Linked DNA regions of Homo sapiens: region 2 is linked to region 1. The links are chromatin loops, found by intact Hi-C in ENCODE. Cell type or tissue: B cell. All regions are shown on one strand. Each heading gives the region's core, and the rest is flanking DNA. Links, peaks and the distances in the headings are about the cores only. Region 1 overlaps LOC124905959 (a long non-coding RNA gene). Region 2 has its middle 2.4 kb from the start of NABP1.

What was found. Hi-C counts contacts between places; a loop is a spot of excess contacts. Peaks named below come from ENCODE experiments on the same cell type or tissue, not always from the same donor. Only the 100,000 strongest peaks of a DNase experiment are listed, where the experiment ranks them.
Region 2: a loop joins it to region 1, with 6 times the contacts of the local background. A loop is called at or near these places in 18 of 110 quality-filtered maps.

The regions. Positions count from the first base shown.
Region 1 is chr2:191,616,233-191,619,153 of GRCh38, forward strand. The region is part of intron 1 of LOC124905959 (a long non-coding RNA gene); the gene reads left to right. Among named protein-coding and RNA genes, the nearest start is that of NABP1, 60 kb to the right of the region's middle. In B cell, for the core only: no CTCF peak of the experiment used is centred there; a DNase peak (open chromatin) is centred at 1,549; H3K4me3 peaks cover 826 bases; H3K27ac peaks cover 2,153 bases.
Region 2 is chr2:191,674,298-191,677,218 of GRCh38, forward strand. No RefSeq gene overlaps it. Among named protein-coding and RNA genes, the nearest start is that of NABP1, 2.4 kb to the right of the region's middle. RefSeq lists a silencer at 1,446-1,740 and an enhancer at 1,688-1,797. In B cell, for the core only: no CTCF peak of the experiment used is centred there; a DNase peak (open chromatin) is centred at 1,724; H3K4me3 peaks cover 955 bases; H3K27ac peaks cover 1,682 bases.

The sequences.
Region 1 (2,921 bases), core at 237-2,736:
TGATCTTCCAAACAACTTTTTAGGTATATCCATAACCGTTCACATTCTATGTGTTAGGGAGAAATTTATTGTTGAAGATTTAGTAAAAATAAAGTAATTATATACATACTGTTCTGCAGCTTGGTTTTTTTCATCTTTAACAATGTACTATGGACATCTCATATTGTTACAAATATAACTTTCCCATTTTTGTAGTAAGTCGTATTCTTTAAGCATAATTGTGTATAGTCATTAATTTATTCATTTACTTAAGTAATAGCTGTTGATCATAAAAATGAGGAAAATATGTGCTAGTTGCTGTGGAAAATACAAAGTTGTAAGAGACATAGTTTTTGCCTATTGGATTCTTATTATAATCTGGAAAAATAAATAAGACAGGAAAATATATAACAATGATATTAAGTAGTATAAGTCAGAAGAAAGTAAATTAACTTTTAAAAAGCTGACCAGGACGGCTTTTTAGGAGATTTGGATTTGTACTGAGATGAGAAAGATTGATTGGATTTCAACAAATGTAAAAGAGGTTAAAAAAAATCGCATTAGTGAAATCTTCAAGGGAAGAAAAAATAGGACATGTTTAAAGGAAGGTCACCTCATTTTGTCAAATCCAAATGTACTGATTGTAAAACATCTTGATTTCAGAGATATTAAAAAGTGGGAGGGAAATGTTCAAGTTAAATCAAGAAAATATAGTATTTGGTCAATTTGATTGGAGTGGCAGATTTCCAGAAGGTGGAACCGGTAGCTAAATCTGGAACAGTAAGTAGAGCCAGACAATGGGGAATCTTGAATGCCAGGGTATATCTGATATTTTCTGTTTTTATTCTTTTTCCAGATATTTCTTTTTTATTAAAAGCTGTTAGAAATTAGGATGAGACCAGATAACCTAACCTTAAAAACTAAGTCGGCCGGGCATGGGGGCTCATGCCTGTAATCCCAGCACTTTGGGAGGCCGAGGCAGGTGAATTGCTTAAGGTCAGGAGTTTGAGACCAGCCTGGCCAACATGGTGAAACCCCATCTCTACTAAAAATAGAAAAATTAGCCATGCGTGGTGATGTGCACCTGTAATCCCAGATACTCGGGAGGCTGAGGCAGGAGAATTCCCTTGAACCCGGGAGGTAGAGGTTGCAGTGAGCTGAGACCGTGCCATTGCACTCCAGCCTGGGTGACAGAGCAAGACTCCATTTCAGGAAAAAAAAAAAAAAAAAAAAAAGAAAAGTCTATATTCTAGAGTTCTTATTCAAATGATGTCTTTAAAACTATTGGTACATTGTGGCAGGCTCTTCCATTAGCTGTTTCTTTCATAAAAAAGTTAATATTTTAAAAATTAATTTACTCATGTGTTATTTCATGTGCCCAGTATTATGCTAGGCACCAGGGTATCAATAGTGAGCAGGACACATTCTTAGTTCCCAGTGCTCACAGCCTGGTTGACAGACTTTCCAGCACCTTCTCCTCACTTCTCAGACATCATCAGCGTCAAACTTTGCCTGCCTATCAACCATTAAAAAAAAACGTCACCTAGACATCACCTTCTGCTGCTTCGGCCTTGTTCCTGGTTTGTGGTTATGATTTCCTGTTTGCCTTGCTGAACTATGATTTCTTGAAATCCCCATGCCCTTTCTTAACTCGTAGGTGACTTTTTTTTTCCCCACTGTACTTTACTTAAAGCAGAGCTATTTACAAATGAACTTTCATTTTTGTCATAGCATCTTCATAATTATTTTCTAAAATTAGAAAAAAAGTAGGTTTTTAGATTCCCTTGGTGTTGATGAAGACAACTGCAATGAAGATGCTGTTGTGGACTTAGAAATATGCTAAAATCCACCACAAAAAGTTTCCTTTTATAAACACACATGGAGAAAATCTCTATTTGGGACAGAATTTGGCATGAAGCTCTGCATTCACACTTAAGATTTTTAGTTTCCTTGAGAAATTGACCCCTCTAGTGTTGTGAAATGTCTCTCTTTATCACTAATAGTATTCCTTCTCCTAGAGTCTACTTTGTCTCATGTTAATACAGCTATTCTAGTATAGTAGCCAGCCTTCAGGATAGTCCCCAATCATCCCTACTTCCCAGTATATAGACCTTTGTGTAGTCTTCTCTCACATTGTACCAAAGTTGGTCTGTGTGACCAATAAAATATGGCAAAAGTGATGTTATTTCACTTCTGAGATTAGATTACAAAAGACTATGGCTTCTGTCACAGCTCCTGCCCTTGCCTCTCTCTCTCTCTCTCTTTCTTGGATCACCTCGGATCACTTCCTCTCAGGGAAAGTATGTCATAAACAGCTCTGCGGAGAATCTAGGCAGCAAGGAGCTGATGCCTCCTGCCAAACACCACATAAATGGGCTTGGATGCAGATCCTTCAGACTTGGCCAAGCCTAACTCCTAGATAATGAGAGACCTCGAATCAATACCTAGCCAAGCCACTCCAGATTCTTGACCTACAGAAACAATGAGGCAATAAATGTATGTTGACCACCCACATTTGGTGGTTGGTCAGGATTCACAAGACTCACAAGAAGGCTATATTCACAGCTACAGTTTATTATGGCAAAGGATACAGCGAAAATAGCAGGATAAATATTTTTACTGGGCGGAGTCCAGAGAGGACCAGTATAGGCTTCAGAGTCCTTCTTCATTAGAGGCCACACAGGATGTACTTTCTCTCTAGCAGCAACTTACAGAAACATTTGTGAAATATCTCTACCTAGGATCCAAAGAATTTTTGGTATGCTGGTCACATAAGCATATCTTGCTATGCAACCAACTATGGCAACTGAAATACAGGACTCCAAGAATGAAGCCAGGTGCACATCATTAATCTTGATACTTATACAAAGCAACCTGAAAAGCTAGTATAGCACAGTCCATTGCTTCAGGTGTACACAACAAAATCATCAGTCCCTGACATC
Region 2 (2,921 bases), core at 263-2,762, 58 kb after region 1:
TGACAAGACCCTGTCTAAAATAATAATAATAATAATAAAAAAGATAATGTAGCTGAGTTGAATTAACCCATTTAGGGATGCATTTTTTCCCAAGGGAAACTACAGGGTCATTCCTCACAAGTAGATTTCACTATCCCCACGCAATCAGATTTGGGGGATCAGATAACATATTAACTGCACTTATCACTGTGAATTACAAAGCCTTCGAAAAATGCAATTACCCATTTAGATAAACAAAGACATGCACTTTTTGGGGCAAATAACCTTTTTTTGTAGAAAAAGTTATTACATGTAACAGGCAGTTATTTTGAAATGCAAGCTTCATAACTTACTATAAAATGAGATCAATCACTTCACATAAGTAACACATCAAAAAGTGTAAATCAGACCATGTCTGGTGGCTCATGCCTGTAATCCCAGCACTTTGGGTGACTGAGACGGGAGGATCGCATGAGCTCAGGAGTTTGAGACCAGCCTGAGCAACACAGTGTGATTCCATCTCTACACAAAATAAAACAATTAGCTAAGGCGTGGTGGTGCACACCTGTAGTCCCAGCTACTTGGGAGGCTGAACCTGGAGGATCACTTTAGCAGAGGAGTTCCAGATTACAGTGAGCTATGGTGCAGCCACTGCATCCAGCCCGGGTGGGTGACAGAGTGAGACCTTGTCTCCAATACAAAAACAAAACCCAAAATAGTGTAAAGTGCTTATAAGTGTAAAATGCCTGGCCCATAGCAAGTGCTCAGTGTATTTGCATTTATCACTATAGGGATGATTTGTGTGGCTGTTGCTGCAATCATTACTAAACATTACTTCTGAGTCTTTTGGTTAAATTGTTTTAGGGAAATTAAGAAAATACTATTTGTTTGAGTTTTTTTTTTTTGTTTTTTTAGTTGCCAATTATGTTACAAAGTGGATTATACCTGTAAGGTGAGTGAGCACACTGTGGTTCTTGTTAATTTTTTAAATTGTTAAGTTTCACTATACAAGATATTTAAAATCAAACAGTACTTGGTACAAACAACTGTTTCATTGATGTTGTAATAGTTTTAAATAGATGGATAGTGAAAACAAAGTGAAAATAATTTTGGTAATTCCAGAAACCAAAACCTGGGAGTGAGCATGGGTACTGAGTGCTGGGTAAAATTTACAACAAAACCTTTATCAATGAGGACCCAGATAACAGAACCTTCTATGTCCAGGATTCTAATGGATGCCCTTCTGTATTACAGTGGATCTCACTAAGCATCTTTACACTAAAACATGGTGTTGAGGTTCTGGATGTAAAGTGGAAGAGTCCATCATCTCAGAGTAAGCTTATGTTTAGGCTGTGAAAAATGAAGGCTTGAAGAACAACAGCCTTAGAGAAAAGAAGACCATGAAGTAATCTTGTGTATGTATTAAAGAATCAGCAATATAATCATTATGACCTAAATGAGTAGACTGAGTGGCAGATCTATTTCACTGAATGGTAATATAAGAAAAGATATCTGCCTAGCAATAATTGTCTCCTTGACATCTCCTTTTTCTTTTTATTAACCACATCTTTGGGAGTGATTTAGAGGTAGCTGAAACCAACTAGCCTGGGCTGAACAGTTTCTGTATTGCCCAGACCATCTTGTTTCTCAAGGCTGCCTTTCGTTTTGGTTAATGAGAAAGCATATGGTTGCCATTTCCTTTCTGAGAACTGCTGAGTTAGTAGGGAAGGAAGTAGATGTTCAGCTGAGTTCTGTCCTGTGGGGGAAGGGAAGGGCTGAGCCACAGCTTGGAGTACCAGCTTCTGCTTTTGTGGGGCTTGATTTTCTGTGTCTGATTTCTTTTTATAAAATGTTCATATAATTAGCCTGAACAGCCCAACCTAATCCCTTTTCTGGGGGCAAATGATTGAGAGTTGAGTGGCAAACTTTCTTTGCCCAAACTCTTGGCCGTAACTCTTAACATTCTTAATTGGTTTCCTGTCTATTCTTAATCTTTTGAAGATCTTGTCAAACCTTAAAAAAAAAAAAAAAGAGCTCTGCCTTAAATATTGCTTCTGTGAGAATATTTTGCCTGTTTAAGAAAATACAGCTTTGAGTACAATCCAATTGAAGTGTCAAGTCCTGCCAGATAACCATGGTAGAATTAGAGCTTCTGAGCTGGATTGGGATTGAGGTTGGACGCTGGCTCTGCCATTAACTGGCATGTTTCATCATTTGTTTTATTTGATGTTGAAATTATGCTTATAATTTTATTTTACACCACTTTCCAGTATGACATCAGTGTCTTTGGCACCTTGGGCTTTATTAGTTCATGAAATGGAAGCTTCTGTTTCCTTAAAAATGCCTTGACTCTCTTGCTAATGTTGTGATAATGTTTCCAACTCTTTCTAGGGCTATAATATCTATGCTGCTTGTTTGCAAATACTTGGGAAGTGGTGGTTGATCTAAAGATACTCAGAAAGAATGGGGAGAAAATTAAGGCTTCTGACACTTTTCCCAACATTTCTGTTATCATCACCAAGAATTAACTAGATGATTCTTTAATGCCCCACTACTTTATTCTGCTATTTTATTTCTTCAGTCTGTTTTTGACTCTTATAATGACACCACTGGAAGTTAAGTCTAAACATTACCTTTAGGCTGGAGAGCTCTGGGGTCAAGATTGACTAGATTTAAAACCCAGCTCAGCCATTCTCTAGCTATCTGGTCTCTGGTGAGTTCCATCGCCTGTAAAACGGGGATTAAAAAGGGGAAAATACTGAGTATGTACTATTTGCTAGGCACTAGTTGGACAATTTATGATCCATTTAATCAATCTTCTGCTAGGCAGGGATCCCCATTTTATTATGGTTAAAAAGCTGTAATAAAAGCCAATTGACCTAAAGCTCTCACAAGTAAATAGCTGGAGCCCAGGTTTGTCTCTAAAGCACATGCTCTTTTCA